2 separate regions of the Homo sapiens genome follow, and region 2 is linked to region 1. Evidence: chromatin loops called from intact Hi-C (ENCODE). Cell type or tissue: adrenal gland. All regions are shown on one strand. Links, peaks and the distances in the headings refer to the core of each region. The heading gives the core; the rest is flanking DNA. Region 1 has its middle 120 kb from the start of LINC01370. Region 2 has its middle 250 kb from the start of LINC01370.

Evidence for each region. Hi-C counts contacts between places; a loop is a spot of excess contacts. Peaks named below come from ENCODE experiments on the same cell type or tissue, not always from the same donor. Only the 100,000 strongest peaks of a DNase experiment are listed, where the experiment ranks them.
Region 2: a loop joins it to region 1, with 6 times the contacts of the local background. A loop is called at or near these places in 13 of 110 quality-filtered maps.

What each region holds. Positions count from the first base shown.
Region 1 is chr20:39,880,562-39,892,330 of GRCh38, forward strand. No RefSeq gene overlaps it. Among named protein-coding and RNA genes, the nearest start is that of LINC01370, 120 kb to the right of the region's middle. In adrenal gland, for the core only: CTCF peaks have their summits at 5,633 (motif pointing right) and 5,844; a DNase peak (open chromatin) is centred at 5,637; H3K27ac peaks cover 511 bases.
Region 2 is chr20:40,245,826-40,257,594 of GRCh38, forward strand. No RefSeq gene overlaps it. Among named protein-coding and RNA genes, the nearest start is that of LINC01370, 250 kb to the left of the region's middle. In adrenal gland, for the core only: CTCF peaks have their summits at 5,701 (motif pointing left) and 9,757 (motif pointing right); no DNase peak of the experiment used is centred there.

The DNA of each region.
Region 1 (11,769 bases), core at 1,379-9,378:
CAAGACCAGGGTGCACATTCTATTTCCTTTACTTACTTACGTGTGTGACCTTGAGAAATTATTTCACTGTTCTTAAGCTTTTATTTCTTTATATTTGGGAACAGGGGAGTTTCTGGAGGTCACACTATCTTCAGGATACAAAGACGAGATATAGAGAAGAAAACTGCCTAAAGCATGCGCCTGTAGTCCCAGCTACTCGGGATGCTGAGGCAGGAGAATCACTTGAACCCTGAACCCAGGAGACAGAAGTTGCAGTGAGCTGAGATCATGCCACTGCACTCCAGCCTGGGAGACAGAGGGAGACTCCGTCTCAAAAAACCAAACAAACAAACAACAACAACAAAAAAAGAAAAAAACAAAAAACAAAAACAAACAAAAAACTGCTTAAAGTATTTATTTCTGCACCTTCAAGAGTGGGATGAGTCAAGATCATACTTGAAATCTGAGCAAACATAGTTGAGTGGCCAACAGAAACTACAATGCACATACCTCACTTCCTGATTAATGGGCCTCCCTCCTGGCAAGGATGCTAGGAAGAGACACTGGTAGCCTGGTGAGTGCCACCTAGGGGATGCATGGGGAGCAGTTTGTGGGTGCAAAGAAAATGATGAGGTCGATGATTTGCATTTATAAAGAATTAACTTGGCTGGGAGCGGTGGCTCGTGCCTGTAATCCCAGCACTTTGGGAGGCCAAGACAGAAGTATCGCTTGAGCCAAGGAGTTTGAGATCAGCCTGGGCAACATAGGAAGACTCCAGCTCTACAAAAAATAAAATAAAATAAATTAGTGTGTGTGGTGGTGTGTGCCTGTGGTCTCAGCTACTCAGGAGTCTGAGGTAGGAGGATATCTTGAGCCCAGGAAGTCAAGGCTGGAGTGAGCTATGATCCCACAACTGTACTCTAGCCTGGGTGACAGAGTGAGACCTCCCTCAAAAAAAAAAAAAAAAAAAAAATTAACTTGAGACTATCTGCTCCAAAGAGCTTCTAGATACTGTTTTGTTTATTTGTTGTTTGTGCCACGATCTCGAGAGCATGTAGATAATTAATCCTGAAGTTGCACATCCGCATTCTATCTTCTGTTCAATTCATTCATGTAATTAACCAGAAGGAATTGTGATATAAGAAAAGAATTTTACAAAAATGCTGCTCTTCATGGGACAGTTAACCTAGAAACGGAACTGTCTATTGCCTGCAAATATTTGGCTTTTCCTCTTCTTATTACCACCCAAAAGGGGTGGCTTTACTTATAGGGCTACCTAGAGGGGAAGAAGAACCAAGTCAGGCTAAAAATCCATGACAGAGAGTCAATGAGTCAATGAGTCAACACACACACACACACACACACACACACAGACACACACAATATTTAATAACTCTAATAATTGATGATAATATGAAAGTCTGGAAGTGTCTATACAATAAATATGTTAAATCTGACTAAAATTAAATGAGATAGCAGAAAATGTAATAAAAATATGATATAAAGAAAGAAAAGAACCAAATACTACTTCTAGAAAAGAATAGAGAAAATAAAGACTTTTTTTTTAAAGCCTTCATGAACAAATTAAACACCAGAATAGACACAGCTGAAGAGAGAACCTATGAACTGGAAAACAGATCTGAATGCAGCACTACAAAATAAAAAGGTGATTGATATGTATCGTCAGGTCTAAATTGCAAGAGATGGCCAACACTGGTGAAAAAGTAGTCTACTAAGAAGCCTGACAACTGCACTGAGTAAAATATGAGGCATGGTTTGGGACAAGATGTTCAGAACTAATACTAGGAACATGAGTGGGAGCTGGAGTTTTGTTTATACATTGTTGCATAGTGGTGGCATTCCCTAACCCCAATTCTGTGTGACCATGATCTTTTTGGTACTGTGTACATGCAGTCTCTCACAGAATTACTTCAACTGGTGGTGTTACTGAGAGACACTGAAACAGCAATAGTTTATTCACTGAATTTTTCTTTAAACACAGATCTGTATATTAGTTTTTTAAAAGAATATTAATAATAAAATTATATTTTATATGCCTTCTTAAATGGTGTTCACTAATGTCAGGCTTAGGAGAAAATATTTAAGATTCAGTAGGAACCTAGTAAAACTAGGGCTATAATTATAATGGAAACTGCATAAATCGCTCCCTCTCTTACTCCTACAGCCAGCAAGACCTCTTAGGGAGTTCCAGGTGGATGGGAAAAGGGGACCAAATGAGTTCATCACCAGAAGCAGGCCTCAGAAGAGAAGGTAAGACTCACTCATCTCCTGGTGGGCATATTCTTGCACATAAAAAGGTCAGTATGTGAAAGGAAAGTTCTTGGCTACTAACGCTGCAACCAGACACTTCCTGCTGAAAAATCTCAGAAACCCCTCACTCTCACCTCACACTATCAGGGCTGCTATTTTCAGCTGTCCCTCTGCCCTATTTGCCTTCATGCCTCAGAAGGCACAGAAATCATAGCCAAAGTTTGAGCTGACAAATGTTCATAAAACCAAAGAATTCCCAAGCAGGATTTTGAGCTTGACCTTAGAGCAGTTGGTCAAGTTGGAGATATATTTTTAATGTAAATATTTCTGGTAACATGAGCTTGGGATTTATGCCAGCAAAGCTTCTGAGGGGCCTTTTCTCACCCTGTGCTCTGTGCATAAGTTTCTCCTTCTTAGACACTTTTCCTCTGTTTAGGAACAAACTTTGTTTTATGATCCCTAAAGCAGTTAGCAAACTGATGACTTTTCTAAAGCTGAGGATGAAAGACCATATAACAGGTTGCAGAGATTAAGTTGAGGTCCTTAAGAAACAGCTTCTGGTCTAGATTTGACACATTTGCAGACACTTGGTTCTAAACTATTGTTAAGCATTAGAAAAGCCTTGCTCGCTTATGCACAATACATTCTAAAATGGACTTGAGGTAGCTAAAACATATAACATTAAGAAAGAGCGTTAGAAATATACAAACAATCAGAACCTTTGGAGAATTAATTATGCTAAATTTAAGACTAATGGAGTTATTACATTTGGGTAATGCTTTTGAGCTTCCTGGTGGCCAGAGTTAAAAGAAAAGTCTAACAAAAAGAGGAAATAGAATGATTTTTAGGGAGAAATAATATATTATTTTTCATTTTATGTATCTTGCCACAGATACAGTTGAAAAGAAATATATTACATAAAACCTTCTAATGGGGGCACTAATAGGTACAATGGAAAACGCCCTCTGCAGCAACGTTAAAACTAAGACAAAATTGGTTTTTAAATGTTTGTTTGATAAATCAACTTTGATGTTTAATAAAGAACTAGGGTACATAGAAATTATTCAAAAATTAGTTGTTGAATGAATGATTAAAAAGATTTAAAAGTGTTCATTTTATTTAATGACCCGATAACTTCTGATGGAATTAACCAGACACTATTTCCTGGAGTGATGGTAATGAAAACCAAATTGGAGTAAAGTTCTTGGAAATGGATGTAGTGATGCAGACACCTTTTTGAGAATGCTGCTGTTAAAAAAACACAGAAAAATAGAGGAAAGTAAAATCAAAGATTTTTTTTTTTAAGAAAAGAGAGATTTGAGCAGATGATATTCTGGGAGGATCCACTGTAGAAAGAGTGCAAAGTTAGGGATGAAACAAAGTTGAATGGCATCTAGAGCACAGGTGGGTGGAGGAACTGGCCTCAGACAGAAATATGGAACCTCTTAGAGTTGCTTTTGATCTGGGTTTGGTAGCATTACCTGCATTGTATTTCCACCAATGTGAACAATTTTATGATTTTTTAAATGAGTTATACTGAACTTTGCTTTCAGATGCCGTTAGGGAAACTGTGGGAAAAGCAGCTAATATTCTCTCTCCACCCTCCTTCAAATGGGGCCATTTTCTATTCCCTTTTAATAGTTGAATGATTTATAATAAGGGAAACTGTGGGAAAAGCAGCTAATATTCTCTCTCCACCCTCCTTCAAATGGGGCCATTTTCTATCCCTTTTAATAGTTGAATGATTTATAATAAGCATATATTACTTTTTAAGTAAAAATAAGTCATAATAACATTGCCAAAAAAATTTCTTCAAATGATATGTTCCCCTTTGAACATAGGTTTGTGTATTCTCTCATTTGTTTGAGAAAGGCCAATGACCTCAGATAATCCTTGAAGTTAGCACTGATTTTCTGCTTAAAGATGGCATTGTTTTGAATTGTCTAACAATGGGTAATCTAAATATTATTTATTTTATGTTTTTGGATATAAGTTTTAGGAGAATTAAAATACATGAAAACTATGATTGAATATAGGAAGACAAGTTGTATAGTATTTATAGGAGAAAATTCCAGCAATAGTCTCAATTGTTTGAGACTTCTCACTTTGTGATAAAAATTGCTCCTGTCATCACTGTCACTGATCTTATAGACAATAATTTTATTTTCATTTTTAGAGACAGGGTCTTGCTCTATTACCCAGGCTTGAGTGCAGTGGCATAAGCATAGCTCACTGCAACCTCGAACTCCTGGGCTCCAGCAGTCCTCTTGCCTCAGCCTCCCAAGTAGCTAGAACTATAGACACATGCCACTATGCCTGGATAATTTTTTTTGTAGAGACAGGGTCTCGCTATGTTGTTCAGGCTGGTCTTGAAATCCTGGGTTCAAGCAATCCTCTCACCTCAGCCTCCCAAATTGCTGGGAATACATGCATAAACCACAGTGCCCAGCCAGGGTCTTTAGATTAGGAGATTTATATTATTTCAAACAGCAAAAATACGCTTGACTACAGACAAAACTGAATTTTAATTAAATCCAAAATGGATCATTGAAAATTTGTTTATTTTTTCTGTACACACACACATACATACATGTCAACACAGGGGCATAATTTATCTTCCAATTGTGCTACTTTTTACAAAAATAGTAAGAACCAAATGTTTAAGAGTGATTTATATTTTCAGTACTGATCTGTATGTTTTGTTCCATGAAAACTATGAAAAATTTTGCAGTTTCAAATCTCAAACTTTTCTGAGTAATGGGTATAGTGAAATTCTTCCATGGTCATGTTAAATGTTTGGGCAAAAGCAGAACATGCTTGAAGGGATCATGCTGTATAAATGTTCTTCTTTCTTTAGATGCTGCAGTAAGCCTATCTCTGCTTCTCAGCTAGTTTTAGAAGTGGCATTCTTACCATCCTCAGAACAATACTCAGATAGGTAAGTGGAGGAAGCTGCCTACAGCAAGCAAGAGTTTTAGTTGACCTTACAGAAGAAGAGTACTGCTGGTCTCCCATCCCTTCCCTGTTTGTCTAAGACTCTGAAATTAAAGGCTGATAGAGTGTGTTTCTTGTTGGATGCACGGCGAAGTTCATCATGTTTAGCCTACCTGCCACTGGGCAACCTAAAACCAGGTATCAGAAGAAAATAAATAATAATCCTGGCGGAGAAAAGTGAAGAGAGGAAACTAGTGAGAAAGTTGTGTGCACAGGTGTGCCTATGTACTTGTGCATGTGAATACCAGTGGGTTGTTTGTTGCAGACAAATGTCAGTTTAATAGGCACATGGCAGAAATTCCTACCACATGAGTTCTCTTTCAGTTTGCTATGGAAGACACAAAAACCCGTGAGCCCATCTTACTGGAATGCAAACGCCCTGAGAGCCTGGCACGTAATAGCTGCTCAGCAGGGGGCAGTGTGACACAGTCATTAAGAACTTGAAGATGCTGCTCCCTCTGGGCCTCCTCTTCCTCATCTGTAACATGGGAGAATCAGTCTTTTCATACAGAGTCCTGTACCGTTTAAATTAGATAATAGATTCCTAACCATGGGACAGAGTAAATATTCAACAAATAGTAACTTTTGTCATTTCTACTTTTTAAATTCCCGTTACAAAATATCTCCCTCCAAGTTAGAATGCTCATTCAAATTTCATAACTGTGTATCTTTGTCTGGGAGGTCAGGGAACGCCTCCAACTCAAAATATCTAAAAACTAACTCATGGCCACCCTGACCTCCCTGCCTGGTGTTTGTTCAGAGATCCCTGTTTCAGAGAACAACATCCAGTTGTTTTATAAACGGTTTGTCATCCTTAACACCTCCCTCTCCCCTACTCCTGCCATGCTAATGTGAGTTCTTTTGATTTAATCACTTAACTCCCTCTTGGAACTCCCCATTTCTTCCCATTGCCCCATCACCTCCACAGTGTAAGCAGCCCGTCTCTACCATTGAAGACTGCAGTGCAGTCCTAACTGGCCTGTTCCTCACATCCTCTCTTGCCCTCCTCCAATCTGTTTCCACATGGCAGAAAGACCACTCGTGCAGGAACAGAAATCTGGCCCTGCTGCCTCTGCTTCAAAACCTGCATCACTTCCCCGGATTCTTAAAATGAAGACCAACATACTTCCACAATCACTCCAGCTTCAGCTGGAGTCAAGCCCCTCCTCCCCCTCCTTTCTTCTCTGGACTCCACTCACACCAGATTTGTTTCAGTTCCTCAAAAGAGCATGGATTCCCCTGGTCACAGGACCTCAGTGCCAGCTGGGCTTCCATTCCCTGTCACACCCTTGAATCTGGCTAACCCTATGTACCCCTCAGTTTTGTTGCTTCTTCAGAAAAACCTTTCTGAGTAGAACCATCTCCCTTTTAATATGTCCTCACAGTACTTGTACCTCTCTCTCTCTTTTTTTTCTTTTTCTTTTCCTTATTAAATTTTATTTTAAGTTGTGGGGTACATGTGAAGGGTGTGCAGGTTTGTTACATAAGTAAGTGTGTGACATGGTGATTTGCTGCACCTATCAACCTACCACCTAGTTATTAAGCCCAGCATGCATGAGTGTACCTCTCTTTTAGAAGTGTTTATCACTGTTAATATGTAACATATATTTTGGTAGTTATTTGATTCATATATGTTTCCCCATCAAGGTATAAGCTTCATAGGGCCAGAGGTGAGAGGTGGGGACAGAACTCATAGTTGTTCACCTTTGGATCAACATTTTCCAGTGTAATAATAGATGCTCAATGTGTGTGTATTTGTGTGTGTGTGTGTGTGTGTGTGTGTATGTGTAAGGATAACAGCTCTCTTTTGTACCCCAGGACTCACCCAAGGTTTTCTTACTTTTTGTTTGTTTTGTTCTGTTTTTTCGAGATGGGATATCACTCTGTCACCCTGCCTGGAGTGCAGTGGTGTGATCTCGGCTCACTGCAACCTCTACCTCCCAGGCTCAAGCTATCCTTCACCTCAACCTCCTTAGTAGCTGCGACTATAGGTGTGCGCCACCTCTCCTGGCTGATACGTTTGTATTTTGGGGAAAGATGGGTTTTGCCATGTTGCCAAGGCTGGTCTCAAACTCCTGAGTTCCAGTGATCTGCCTGCCTTGGCCTCCCCAAGTGCTGGGATTACAAGCATGAGCCACAGCACCTGGCCTTCATCAAAGGCTTTAATTCACTGACTCCCTCCATCTGTAGTTTAGCTATGTAAAACCCTGTGAAATCAAGGATTTCAATATGTATGTAATGACAATGTAAAGCCAAATGATAATTGGAAGAAACTATTCTCTGACTTTGTTTTGGGGTCCTTTTGTTCAGCAAAGGCCTTTAGCACATGCTGTCTAGGGCCCAACTTCTCTCTATTTCAAACTGAATTCAGACTCCATACCACCTAAAAATCATAGACTCCTGGAGTGGAAAATCAGAGGTAGGAAATAATTAGTGAGAGAAACTGTATTAGTCAATAACTTTCTCTCTCTCTGTGACTGAAGTAGGAAACAGACCTGAGGCTTCCTTTAAACCAAGTATCAGGTGCTGAGTTCCAGCAAGGACCAGAAACCAGGTAGAAACCCCAAGTCAGAAAATAACTCAAAGAAGGCATTTATATACTTTCTGAGACAGTGGTATAGGGTGCACAAGAGAGGGAGAAAAGCTGATAATTTAGAGGGCTTTGATTCAAAGGGTTGCTTAAGAGTATTATGTAAGCGTCAACCCAGCTGCCTAGGTGGCAGGCTGAAGGTCGTTTCTGGAAAGTTTTACAAACTTTGGGAATGAATTCCTCTTGATACTGATAAGGAACAACACTCCCTAAAGTGAATGTGCAAAAAGATCACCTGGGATATTGCTAATATTCACTTTCTGATTTGGTGGGCCTGAGGTAAGTCTAGTGATGCTGTCATTCTAATAAGTTAACAGGTGATGTCAATGCTGCTGGTTTGAGTGGCAGGTATGTAGTACCCTTCTGCTCATCACTTGTAGTACCCAAGTACTCATCCAGGACAATGATTCCAGGGCTGATATAAACCATGGCCCAGGTTGGCAAGTTTGCTTTCATCCCTCCTAAGTGCTCTGCCACTGGGGTCCCATGTCTGCTCCCATGGTCTGTAAATGCAAATCATTTTCAATTATCAGAAAAGCAAAGTGGATCACCATCAGCCTGAAATATACTCAGGTTAGGTAAAGATCTCTTGATAGATTCTTGTGTCCAGGACTGTGGGTTACACCTATAATTGAGGCAGTGCTTAGCACCCTTTGATACCTACTGACAGGCTGAGGCAAAAGTGATTGAAAGAGATGGGGTGAGGATGGAAGCTGCATAGTAAAGTCAGGTACTCAGTATTAATACCTAATGAGTACTCTGTTATCCACGTGTGCTATTTCATTTAAGTATCATAGCAGTTTAATGAGAAAGGAACTTTCCATTTCACTCCCATTTTATGGTTATGGAAACCAAGGCCTGAAGAGATTAAGAACCCTGCCCTAATTTGTGCCGCTGGCAGTTGAGGGAGCCCAGATTCTGATCCATAAAGGCTCATTTGAAGTCTGTTGTTCTTACCTGGCTGCACATTAGAATTCCCTGAGGAGCTTTCGGAAAATATCCATTTCTGAACCCTCAAGAATTCCTATTTCACTGCTATTTTAAAAAAACCAGTCCAATGAATTTAACATATATCTGAGTTGAGTACAATTTCCTAGGCTCTGACTCTTAATTACCAGAATTTATACCCTCCAGAGACTAAGTTAGACATTAAAACAAAGAAAAAAAATAGGAATGCTTGGTGGGGTATTTTGCGGAGGCTGAATTTTAGAGCTACCCAATGCAATAAGACTAAGCCATCGCCCACTGACCACTAATCTTACAATAGCAGGACAATGTCCAGATTCTATTTGCTGGGATTCTACGTGATAATAGCTATGTATACCATATGTCAGGTGACACGGTTCTAAACACTTTACATACACTGCCTCCTATAATCTTTCAAAAATACACCGAAATAGATATCACTAACATTCCCCATTGTACAGATGAGAAGACTGAGATTCTGAAAGGTTAAATGCCTTGCCTTATTACAGGTGGTGTTAGGATTCAAACTCAAGTACTTTGGCTCTAGTCCATGGGATAAACAACTTTGCCCACTGTCTGTCACTTTATGGGCCACGCTTGTTTCTCACCAGCTCCGATGATGTAGATCTTCACCACCATATGTGAAGTGAGAACAAAAAAGGGCTGAAAGAGATTAATTTTACTGAAAAATGCAGTCGATATTAGAGAATGAGGCTCAGTGCGTAAATGTTTAGGAAACACTAATTTCCATTTAAAATCAGGAGCCAGTTTTTATCTGGCAAAGCCCTTCAGCAAAGAAAAAGTTACTCTGGGCAGGAATGAGTCCCTTCATCGCTGATACGTCAGATATTTCCTGGATACCTACATGGCAGGGATGTTGTTGCAGGGGGTTGGAGATGGAATGGGGTGGGTGGCCTGCATGCTGTCTGAGGTCTCCCTTAGGCATGAGTTGCTGTGATCCTGTGATCTGACTTAAGTCCTCCAACACTCAATCAGTAAGCGAGGGCTTGATCATTTACAGTTACACAGTGAGATGTTTCCAGGAATGATTTCCCTGTAGCATTTTAATAAGTACTCTATAAATAATAATTTATTGAAGTTGCCTACTATATAAGAAAAAGAATATATTAAAGAAGCCGAGCTAATTGAAGCTGGCAGTTAAGTTCCCTGAATCGAAACCAATCGGTTTATCTACATGACTCTAAAGATTTGGGATGAAAATTGCTCATTATAGTCTAACATCCTGATACCCAAAGATCCAGTTGTTTCACAATATATTGACATGGCCTTCCAGGAAACCTATGTGCAATATTGAGCTTAAAATGTTCCGATACAATTAAAAATAAATTGGATCAGAAAGAGCCTTTACTCTTCTTTAGTTGGGAGATGAAGGGATTTGAAAGATACTGAAAGCTGTGCGACCCCAGTCAGCAAGATTGCTGGTTCTAACTTGGATGACCACACAGCTTAAGTTGCCAGTGACTGTCCAGTTTATACCTTTGGTCCCAGGATAATGTTTAACAGGGCATCCATTCCCTCCCCAAGTATCTTGGTTTGAACAATCATTGCATAATCACTATGATCATCCTGGTTAACCCACAGTGAGAGAGATTGGAGAGGGCACAATCTAATGAGGTAAAAACAGGCCCTGAGGAAGACCAAGCTTCAGGTGGTAAGAGAGAATACAAACCAAGAGGCAGAATTGGGGTCCAAGGAGGAGCATTGTCTCATGATTCCTCAAACATCTTTTATTTTGTGTGAGTCTATAATTTCATATAGTTTGTTCCTCCCTCAGCTCAACTTTTGCACGTATGTATGTGCATGTGAAAAATCAAAAACCCATGATCATTCTTTTCCTCTTTAATGTTTTTTTCTCCTGATTGCATTATTATAGGGTTGTTGAGGACAAAGACAGTAGAGTCAGACATGTGAGGTGCAAAAATCCTCTGAGGATTTTGCATTATCTGGCTTGACAGTTCAGAGACTGTCTCTGAACTGTCAAGCCAGGATAACAACTAACATTTTTGAGCCCTAAGTCAATCACAAGTATTATTTTTAATATTCATGTAACCCCTATGGGGTACGTATTACCATGATCCCCCTTTCACACTTGAATGACACTTGAAGAGATTAAGCAACTTGTCCAGGATTCCACATGGAGCAGATGACAGCATCAAGATTTGAAACGAGAAGCCTGACCAATGCTCCTTCTGGCCAGTAGTCTTTTCTTAGCAGACCATTATGCACAGTTCATTGGTAAATATTTCCTTAGTTGCATGGGGGTAGGAGAAGTGATAGGAGATATCCCCTCTGTCATGCAGCCCAGTCTCATGACATGAGGCAAGATATGGAAGTGGTCTCTGGAGAGGTGGGCCCACTCAAGGAAATCATCAAAGACTTCTGAGAGAATGTATTGGCAGGGGGGTGGGGTTGTGGAGTGGCTCTTAGGGGTTGGTTTTGTGGGATAGGAAAATGTTTACAAGACAGAAATTAGAAGAGGACTATACCTAGCAGTAGGAATGGCCTGAAGAATGACTTTGGTCTGAGGAATAAATGGTGAGTCTAGGTTTTCACATAATCCATTTGGGCTGGACTGTTGTAAAGTTCAAATGTATGAATATGACTTATATGGACTCCTACCATGGCCTCTGCTCCCTTCTTCCCATCACACAATTCTATCACTTTTGCTTTACTCTTTAGCCACAGCTTTTTATAGTACCTCTATTCTTCCATGCTGTTTCAACTCAATGACACTTTATTAGTCCATTTTATGTTGCTATAAAGGAATACCTGAGGCTGGGTAATTTACTAAAAAAGAGATTTATTTGGCTCATGATTCTGCAGCTCTAGAAGAAGCATGGCACTAGAATTTGCTTCTGGTGAGGTCTTCAGGGAGTTTCCAATCACGGTGGAAGAGGAAGGGGAGTCAGCGTGTCACACAGTGAGAGAGAAGGAAAGAGAGGAGGAGG
Region 2 (11,769 bases), core at 1,984-9,983, 370 kb after region 1:
GAAGTCTGAACTCTGATTTACAGAGGAGATGTTATGTAATTCAACATGATTTAAAGTGTCACACAATCTGTCTATATTTGGAAATATCTACTCTCCTGGCATCATGCAGAACCAGACACAGCCCAAGGCCTTATGTTTCCTATTTAACTTAACAACCTGCATAAATGTCTCTTTTACATATTATCAATGTGTCTTTAATAGTCTTGCAATTCTTGAAGCAATCCCAATCTGAATAAGCAAAATTTTTGCAGGCTGTGGTATGTAAGGATCCAACTGGCTCACACAACCAAGTAGAATTTCAAAATACACATACTAGCCCAGAACAGTGTCTTTCATGCCTTTTGAAGAACACTCATTTTTAATTGTTGTATTTGACATGTGTTCAAGAAGAATGGTCTGGTAAGCGATCTTTTTACTTTGTTTTTGTGTTCGTTTGACATGGGATGGGGTGTGGGGTGTGATTTACTAAGACAACTCAGTAAAATCCTATAACAATAATGCGCTTTCTTTTTTGTGCGATGACATATTGTTCTCCACTCTCTCTCAGTAACATATCTGCTACAAATAGTTTCTACAACCCTCCTTGAAGGCTTCCAACAACCACACAGATGTCTCTATGCACAGCATTAGCTGTGGAAAGAAAAACTGTGTTAAAGAAGACATTTTCCAGTTACAGGGAAAGACAGAACCACTATCTTAGAGTGAAAGTAATACACGGTGAGTCCCATTGGGATAGCCTTGGTGACCCCTCAAGGCAAGGGATTCAGACCTACTGGTATCATGTCATGTCTGCCAAAGGGATGGCTACCAGTGAGCTGTAATATGAATGGAACTAGAAGAAAATGGAACAAAGAAACAAGATGGTCGGAATTATTCCCCAGAATGAATAAAAGTACCCCTCAAGATCGCCTATCCCTACATTCATTGAACAGCTTTTTAATACCTGATTCAGTCTTTCCTGCATGTTAACACCATGAAAGAAGTGGAGAAGATACTTGATAAAAAGCAGAAGTAACTTTTACACCCTAAAGGTAGAGGCAACTCTGAAAATTGATTCAATGTTCTCTGGTTTATACATCTATTGTTTATGAGTTTAATTACTATGAATTGGTTCCATGAGTTTGATCATCAGAACAAGAACCAATCAAGTCAATTTCAGGACATGCAAAGTTGACAGAGCTGTCAATCAAGGGCTCTTTTCTTTACTCTGACCAATTGGACTCCCTCTTTGGGGGAATGTGAATCTTGAGCAAAGTATAAAAATTTATAAATCATTGGAACAAAGTATTTCTGGAGGAAATCTTTGAGACTTTCCATGAGTACCTGCCACTGACATCCCTGAAGATGTCCTGGTTTCTGTCTTTCTCAAAGCCTGGCAGTTCAGCTTTTTTTTTCTTTCCACTCCTGTGAGATATCTACTATATACTTCATAAACTACATCTTTCTATTTGCTTCCATCAGCCTGATGTGGATTCTATTTCTTGCAACGCGGAGACCATAAGTCATTCAGGACCTGTAAGGCCTTTTCTATTCAAGTAAAAATCGAGGTTCAAGGAAGCCACAATTTATTTAACTAGATTTCAGATGCAGGACAGGATAATTAACCTTTTATTAGGGAAGGTATGAGCCCTGCCTCCTCTTCCCCCGGCAGAGACAAACAATTCTCCTCCCAGGCCTGACTGAGCAATATGATTATTTGAGCCCACATGCATTTGCACAGGAAGGAGCTGCTGGAGCTTGCCCAGGTGGCCAGGCCAGCACTGAGTGCTGGAGGGCCCAGGAGGAGGGCTCCTGCCTCACCCTGGGCGGTCGGGTGGAAATAAACTGTGTCTACCGCCTGGTTCTGGCAGCAAAAGCAGCACCAGCACCAGAGGAGGTTCGGACTCCAGACCCCCCGAAACCAGGAAATTCCAAGCTGGAGCTAAAATTGTAGCTGGCCCTCCCAGTCTTGCTCCCAGCTCAATGCTCTGCAAGCCTCAGCACAGCATGTATCCACACACAAAGTTACCCACACGGGTTGAATTATGGAGGCACAGAACTGTTGAGGCCAAGGCCCTCTGTAACGCTCTCACTCTCTGAACCCTGGGGCAAGAAGGATCCTTCACCCACTGTTTACTTTAATACTTGGACTGAGCTGGCTGTTAATTTTAACCGTGGCATCAGAAACAGAAAACTAGCATTTATTATTGTCGGCCAGACACTGAACTAGCGATTTAATGAAATTATCTATTCACTCTTTCCAGCAATGCTTCTGTCAAAGTAATATTATCCCCATTTTACAGAGGTTGCCCAGGGTTGGTTGATGTATGTGTGCCAGGTTTGTTGGAATTTGAGCTCATATCTTTTGTCTCTAAAAGCCTAGTTAACTATTTGATATTTTCTTTTTTTTTTTTTTTTTTTTTTTTGAGACGGAGTCTTGCTGTCGCCCAGGCTGGAGTGCAGTGGCGCAATCTCGGCTCACTGCAGGCTCCGCCCCCTGGGGTTCACGCCATTCTCCTGCCTCAGCCTCCCGAGTAGCTGGGACTACAGGCGCCCGCCACCTCGCCCGGCTAATTTTTTTGTATTTTTAGTAGAGACGGGGTTTCACCGTGTTAGCCAGGATGGTCTCGATCTCCTGACCTCGTGATCCGCCCGCCTCGGCCTCCCAAAGTGCTGGGATTACAGGCGTGAGCCACCGCGCCCGGCCTATTTGATATTTTCTAACTGATGGAACACAGAGACTTTGCACTAAGATTATTCTCAAGTGGCCTTTAGAAATCATAAAACTGGACTGTACCACTAGACTTTTCTATTGATAGAGCCAGGAAATGCTGTTTTCTAGGCCAGGAGATTTTCCTGTCTGTCCTGGCAAAGTCCATTGTCATTAGTAGGATTGATCAGCTCACAAAGGATATTACTTGAAGGAGAGACTCCTGGACTGAGAAATAGGAATTTAAACCCAACCCTCAGCTATGTCTGGACAACATGGCTTCTAACACTTACCTCCTTTGTATCCTCAACCCTTTTGTTTATAAGATGGCATAGCAATGTCTACTGTAACAGCAGTGTGCAGTTGTGAATAAGGCAATGACCTACCAAAATCAGGGAGGGAGGCTATCTGCCCTAATGGAGATAAGTTTTTATTTCTTACATTGTCAAGACTCTGAAAAAAGGGAGGGATTTCAGTTAGTTTTATTATTGTTTTCAAATCCTCTATGGACAGTGCAACCCTTGTAATCTGCAAGCGTGAGATCCTCCCAATTTTTCTACTTCTGCATGCCCCTAGATCAAGAAATTTACCAGAAAAATGCAAGGCTGCTACTAGAAAGGGACTTATAGACCATGAACATCAAATTGATCACTTACAAATCCAGAAATTGATACCCTTAAAAGAGAAGTAACTTATCTAAGATCACAAAGTAAATTAGTGGCAGAGTCAAGGCTAAAGCCAATCTTTCTCACAGGAATTACAGCACAAATGTAAGGTGGTATTATACTAATATTGATGGCCGTAAAAAGATCCCAAATATTTTCAAGAAACCCAAGCACTAAACTCTGGCCCTTGGATGGCATTTACTCTGATGGACGGGACGTTGGATTTAAATTCCAAAGACTTGTGCTCAAGTCTTTGGGTACTGATAACCTCCTGGGGAAGGAAGACAAGATAGGAATAGTTAATTAATACTGCAAGGTAGAAATGACTGCCCAAGATACCAACGCAAGACATTTCAGAAAGCAGCACATGATGAGTTGTCAAATTAGTGGAGCCAGGAGCTAATGCTCTGAGAAGGCAAAGGAGAACCACCACCTTGCCTCCTCCATGAACTCCCCAGCTCTCCCTGCATTCCTGTGGCTTCTTAAGCCTTTAATCAGTAACCTGAACAAGTGATTTGCTTGATAATTATATGTTTATGAAACATGATATTTGGGGGAAAGAAAAAGTGATTTGGAGTCAATATACATGTCTTTACAGCTCATCTTTGCCATCTGCTAGTTGAATGACCATGGGCAAGTTCCTTTGCCTTTGAGACTACACCTTCTTTTCTGCAAAGAGAAAACAATAATCCACACTTCTCATGACTGAAAGTTAAATGAAAAACTAGATAGAAAGCATCAACCATCGTGTTTGCCTCTTGTTGAATGTACTTCTTTGTCTTCGGTTAGACTGCAAACTCCTTGAGGGTACGTTCAGGCTTTGTATGACTCAGCATCTTTCATGGCTCCATCACAATTATATAAAAAAAACCTTAAAGAATATAATTGGATTGTTTGTAACTCAAAGGATAAATGCTTGAGAAGATGGATACCCTATTCTCCATGATGTGCTTATTTCACATTGCATGCCTGTACAAAACATCTCATGTATCCCATACATATATATACCTACCATGTACCCACAAAATTTTTTTATAATTAAAAAAATTAAAGACATTATTGATTTGAACTAACTCAAACATAGTCAGGAGAGAGGAGGAGAACCTATCTTGATTTTTTAAAAAAGAAGAAGGTTGGATTTATACTACCTTTCACTGAGTATCAGCCAGAGTGTGAGCTGAGTTTTCTTAACAATTGATCATAACTTGAGTCCATTGTGGGGCATCATCAGTTCAATGCATGGTGGTGCCAATAACCTAAGAAAAAATACTTCCCTAAATATCTTGAAACCCACATGATTTTACTGGTGACCGCTTTAAGGCTTCCATATGATAAGCTCCACAACATATTCACTTTCAAGGGGCATGTAAACTGATAGAAAACCACACAAAAATTCAGTAAAATCCTCATGGCAAAACCTGAGTCACCCAAAAGAAAACTAACATTTATCATTACAGACATAAGTATGCTATAGCAAGATTAGGTACAAGTACTGAATAGCTTATGAAAATAATTATATTTATTATCATAAAAAGAATGCTTTATCATATGCAACAAAGAGTTCTATATTGGAAGAAACACACATTCACAGATCTCTGTATACAGATATGTGGATAATATTTTCCACGTACACACATGTCCCAATATATTTTCCACATTTTCTACAATTCCCATCATAACCAGAAAATAAATTCATGCTTATTTTCCCTTTACCAAATCAATCTAGCTAGATAGCTGGCTAGCTACCGCTATCTATCTATTAACTATGGATCATCTTAATAAAGAGAAATAAACTTGAGTTTGCTTTCTGATTATGATGGGAATTGTGGAAAATGTGGGGGAAAAAAATGAAATTTTTAAGTTAGGGTCCAAACAGGAGACAAAAACCACACAGCAATTTGAACAGGAAATGTTGAATACAAAGAATTATTAACTATAACATGGAATTACCTACAAAAAGCGAAGAGAATTCCAAACAACAAATGAATGGAAGAAAAGAAAGCAGCCACCAGCTCTAGGACTAAGGCAGAGAACCCAAGGAAGGAACAAATATGGAAGACACTCCCTTTCCAGAGTTGACATCCACATCTGGATGGTGGCTGTGCTGCTTTGGCCCACTGGATGAGGGAAGAGTTCCCTGAGGTGTGCACCTCTGGGGTGCTGGAGGAAGCCGCGTAGGAAAACGTCATGCCCCGGGTGGTAGTGTGGCTGAAACTCCCTGGAGGTGTGTGCCACTGGGTGTCCTGCTGCCCGCCTCCCTCCAGCTGCCTCCAGCCAGGGGAGCAAGACAGAATACCGGAACCAGGATGAATCCCTCGTCCCAGTCCAGTGTCTCTCCTGCGCCCTCTACTGACAAAGTGTATCCCTGTGTCCACAAGCAAAGGAAAAGTACTCTTGTCCCAAGCAGGGCAATGAAGGGTGAACGTGAAGCTAAGAGGCAAAAGTTGATAACAGCACATACAAAAAAATATAAAAACAAATAAATAAAGATCACCAACAATCCCAACAACCAAAAATAAAATCTTCTACTGATATTTCAAAAAATCTTCTATAACCTGTATTTACTTGGGAGGGGTAATGTCTTTACATATTTTTTAAACAACTAAGAACATGTGTTAAGTCAATTTAACTAAGTTTCTTTTCAATTTATCATAAGATATGTTTTATAACTAAAAATTATCTTTCACATGATTTTTATTGGGTGCATAATATTCCACAAGGGAATACTTATTTAAGTATTGTTCTATTTTTAAGTATTTACATTTTTATTTTTTTCTTTATTACAGATAATGTATATCTTGAATAAATTCTTTAAAATAAAGACCCACAGTAGATTTTCTGGTTTCAAGTTTCAACCATATTTAAGAATCCTACTATATATTTTTAAATTGCTCTTCATAATTATAAAGCCAACTTATATTTCCACAGAAGCATACGTGAATGTCCATCTCATCACATTCTCATCAGCAAGGAGTAGTACCACATTTAAATATGTATTGTTAGATTTTTAAAAATATACAAGTTAATTCTTACATTTTTGATCACTAGTAAAGTTGGCAATTTTTTACATCTTTAAGTTCCACTTCTGAATATTTGTTTTAGCCATCTTCTTGAATTTTTGGTGTTTTTATTTTTAATATGTAAAAAGTAAAAAGCTATTTGTTAAAACACCAAGACAATTAATCAAAATATTACAGTATAGAAGTGGAATGATACTTTTAACTATGATAAAGGGTGATTTTATCACACACAACAAATTGGGTAGTTGTGACAATGATACAAATAAAGAGTTTATTTTACATTTTTAAATTTTGTTATATTTTTCGTATAAATATATATTCTTTCTTATAACCAGGAAAGCTATATCTTCAAAATACAAGGATTTATTTTTTCCAAGTTATATCCATGACCATATTTAATGGATAACACCAGAGGTATACCTGCTAAAAATCAGCAAAAAAGAACAATGTCCACTATTATTACTAACATTGTTGTGGAAATTGTGGTCAAGGGAGAAATACATAAAAAAGACAGAAAAGGTGTACATAAAGGTAAGGAAGGACGAAATCATTATTCATTCACTATATAATTCCAAATATAACACAGAAGCATTTTTGTCTTAAGAAATATTCTAAGGTCTGTATGTAAGGATGAATAAGTCACAGTCCGATATGGTTTGGCTCTGTGTTTCCACCCAAAATCTCATCTTGAATTGTAATAATCCCCACGTGTCAAGGATGGGACAAGGTGGAGATAATTGAATTATGGGGGTGGTTTCCCCCATACTGTTCTTGTGATAGTGAGTGAGTTCTCATGAGACCTCATGGTTTTATAAGGGGCTTCCCCCTGCCCCTTTGCTCTGCACTTCTCCTTGCTGCCGCCATGTGAAGAAGGATGTGTTTGCTTCCCCTTCTGCCTTGATTGTAAGTTTCCTGAGGCCTCTCCAGCCCTGCAGAACTGTGAATCATTTAAATCTCTTTCCTTTATAAATTACCCAGTCTCTGGTATTTCTTCATAGCAGAGTAAGAATGGATTAATACACCATAAAAAAGAATATTTGAAAAGAATAATTGATAAGGAGGTGGACTAGGTGGTAAACCAAAGAAAATTCCTCCCTGTATGTACTAAGGCTTAATATCAAACAAAGCACTGCAGATCATTGGGAAGTGAAGAATTATGCCATAAATATTACTAAGATGAATTAACAGTTAAAATAAACAATTTCTGTCCTCTCATACCATATACCAAAATACATTTTACATGGATTAAAATGTCAATGTGAAAAGCAAAACTGAACAGTTGTATAGCATAGATTTACTAATTTGTTAAAACCTTGAGGTAAGTGACAAGAAATTGGAAAGCTATAAAAGTAATTGAACAGATTAAATATTTCTATGTATCCTAAATATGTAAACTTTTAAATGTAGAATGTTATGTATCATGAAAGTATTCATGAAGTAATATTGCAGATGGAATAGTTTTACATTTGTTTGGTTAATAACATAGATAAATCAATAAGAAAAACATAACACCGTTATAGATAAAAGGGCAAAGAACATGAATGGAGGACTATTCACTAAATATGAACTAGAACCATTAAGTAAAGGTGAGAAAATAAGCTAAACCTCATTAATAATCCAAGAAAACTCTCCCTGTGGTGAAAGCCAAAACTGAGCATCTGCTTGTCAACAAGCTAGATTTTGTTAGAACCATCTGAGTTACTACTCAAATAACTTTCAGACAATGGCAAATTCCTCAACTCCAAATCCTGTTTTTCTTCTAATAAGAATAGTTGTAAGTCATAACTCCTCAAGTGTGTGTGTGTGTGTGTGTGTGTGTGTGTGTGTGTGTGTGTGTGTGACGAGGCGAGGCCCTAAATAGGCACCCAGACACATGGGAACCTTTATTTCTTGACCTTTGTCTCTCCCAGGGTAGCCTCTAACAAGATGGCTTGGATTTGTTTTGAAATGTCTTCTCCAGAGAAGGATTCCCAAGAGGCATCATGTAGACTAAACCTTTGGAGCTGCTTGGCACAATGCCTGCCATGGTCAGGCCCTGGGAAATGCTGCAGAGCCCTGCAGGGGAGGTGAGACTCAAGAGAGAGACCCAGCCCCAAGCCCAGGACTCTTAATTTATGTTTCTGCTCTGGCCTCAGTGCTGTGAACAAAGAAACTGATGGGATTTATTTAAGGGAGTTGCCTCTCCCCTCCCCTCAACACCCATCTATCTTCCGGAATAGTGGAAAGAGTGCTAGATTTGGAGAATCCCAGTTCCTTCAGTTTCTGAATGTTGACCTTCTTATCTAGAAAATGGGGTCAGTAATTTCTTCCTTCCTGTTGCTGGATTATTGGGAAAAATGTGGTTAATGTATAGTCAATTACGCAAGATGGTTCAGCCTTTGAGACAAACCAGACGTTTTGGATTCAAATCTTGTTTCTGCAACTTTGCATCCTTGAGAAAGTTTGTTTAACCTCTCTGTGCTCAATTTCACCTTCTGTAAAGTTGAGATTATTTCTTGAAGAATTATTATAGGAGTTAAATTACGTAATACACCCAAGCATTGTAGCAAGACCTGGAAATAGTGTTATTATTACTAGTGCTCCCAGTTTAGAAATTCTTATTCCAGCATTCCTTCCTACATTCTCTTCTTAATTCAACCCTGTCTAACTAACATGCTCTCTTTCCCATTTCTGCCAAGCATCGTTTTATATTTTATATTCTTTCGATATTTGATGCCATCTGACATAACGAATGACATTTTCCTAGCATAATTGTCATGTATCTGAGGTCCAGGACCACATTCACTCATTCATTCATTCATTTATTCATGCAGCAAATATTTATCTACCATCTACAGTGTCCCAGACCTTGTCCTAGACTCTTGAATACATTCATGACTTCAAGTCAGTCCTGATCATTTAAATCCTAGTGTTCAAGTTCTAACTTGGAAGTCAGGCAAGTAACCAAATGATTTCAAAACCAAGTCATAAGTAGATAATAGAGTAAAGAAAAGAACCTTATGGGAAATAGAGCTGGATGGGATTCACTCTTGCTATAAGAATTAGAAATCCTCCACTGGGTCATCTAGCCAGGGATCTGAATGTACCCAGCAGGCAAAAGAGAGAAAGAGTACCCCAGATCATTAGAACAAAATGTTAAAAAGCATGAAGGTGTGAACGTGTATGACCTATATAGGAAAGGTGATAAAGGTGACTCTGGCAAAAGTATAGGGTATGTGAGAAAAAAAAAGAAAGAGAAAAAGGAAAAAAAAATGGCTACAAGAAGTCAGATGGAAAAAAAAAGGCAAGGAGAAGAAGAGACTTGAAAAACTGGGTTAAGGAGTTTGGACATTTTCCCAGACATTCAGGGTTTTCAACATGTGGCCACCAGGCGGTCCTGATCTAGTCAGGTCTGTGCTTTTAAAGTTTTCATGGAATATAGGGCATGTACTACCTATTTAGCCACAGAACCCACCATGCCATAGGACAGTACCCAGCACTGAATCTTTTCCCACATGCCCCTGATGGATGTAAGTTTGCAACCCTGCTTAGTCTTAGAGAGTTGTTAAAGAGTTGATACCAGGCATTGATTTTATCCAGTCCCTCTGGAGACTGGCAGGAGAGGCTATTGTATGTAGAAGGGATGTGAGACTATAGGAGGAAAGGGCAGCTAAAAAAACTACCACAATTAAATGAAAATGATAGAAATTATGTTTGCAAGGATGTAGACTAGCTAAAAAAAGTCATACATTATAACTTCAGGAATTGTCAATTGGTATAACCACTTTGCAAAACTTTTTAGCAATATTTATTAAGCTAAACATCTGCAGACCCTATGACTTAATAATTTTATTTCCAGACATATGCCCAACAACGCTGTGTACATGTGTGTACACAAAGTCATGTACATGTGTGTATATAAAGTCACGTACAAGACTACACAGCAGCACTATTCATAATAACTTCAAACTGGATACTGCCCAAATAGAGAGTAGGTGGTGGATAAATATATTTTTGTATGTTACATATAACCTGAGCACGGTATAATTATGAACAACAATATGGTTAAATCTTATAACATAGTATTAAGTGAAGGAAGACAAACTGAAAAGGTCACATGCTGAATGAATCTGCTTATACAAGGTACAAAAACAGGCAAGACTGAAAGTTGCTCTTAAATGATGATTACCTTTGGACAGGCACCAGTGTTTGTCTGGAAGAGGGCAACAAGAGGGCTTCTGGGAAGCTGATAATGTTCTATTTCTTAATTTGAAAACTGGTTTCATGCATGTGTTCAGTTTGTAAAAAAGTATTGAGCTGGAATAAGTGTGTTTATGATATACGTATCTTTCTGAATATACTTCAATTAAAAAGTTTTACAAATTTAAAAAATAAGTTAAAGGTCATCACAAATAATATTATTGCAGTAGACAGTGAGAATTAATGAGACCTGTACCAGGGAAATAAGTGTTGTATTTACTCATTTGTTTATCTAGTCATTCATTCAATTTTTATTAAGAGTCTGTTATGGATCAAACGTTCTACTAGGTGTTGAGCATACCAAAGCTACACGGAGAAGAGAGATATTAAACAATCAACCTCTCAACTAAATAATTTCAGGAAGAAAAAGGCAATTAATAAGCAAAGCAAGGTGATGAGATACAGCAGAAATGGATAGCAGTAGGGGATGTTGGAGAGGAGAGGCTACTTTAGACAAATTAGCAACTGTGTTTCCCCCATCTCAGGCTGCTAGGACTAAGCACTTCTGCACAGTTAGTGGTGTTAAAACTCCTAGGATTCTTGTTCCAATGCCAGCAGATTTTTCGTCTTGCTGATGGTAAAGCAGGATTTTGATAAAGCTTCCTTACAAAGGGTGTCACATGCAATAATGTGTCATGATCAACATGTCACAGCACACAGCACCAGGCTGGTACGATCTGACGATCCAGGGCTCATAATACCATTATTGGGCACTGGGAAGTGTATTTTGCTGTGTCTTGCAAAATGCTCAAAGAAACACTGTCTACCACTCCTTGACCTACGTTTTATAGGATCCTTAGTTGTCTGCCTCCAAAGTGGAAAATATTCCATGGGTACCCTGATAGCATATTTAACATGCCTTTCATCTCAACATTTGTTTTCTGGATTGTTGCTCCATCCAACTCCCTGGCACTTCTGAACATAATTGGTATTCCTTTGTTACCAAGACTTTTTCCACAAACTTTACTTTTGAAATATTTCTTAAAACTTTTTTTAATTTTTAATATTCAAATAATTTCAGATCTCACAGTTAGTCCAAACATCCCACTAAATCTGATATGAGTTAGAGAGCTCATTGGAAGAAAAGGGATAGAACATATATTTTTTAAGAAGGACCAACATTAAAATTGAAGGTTTTTGTCTTCTATTAATATCA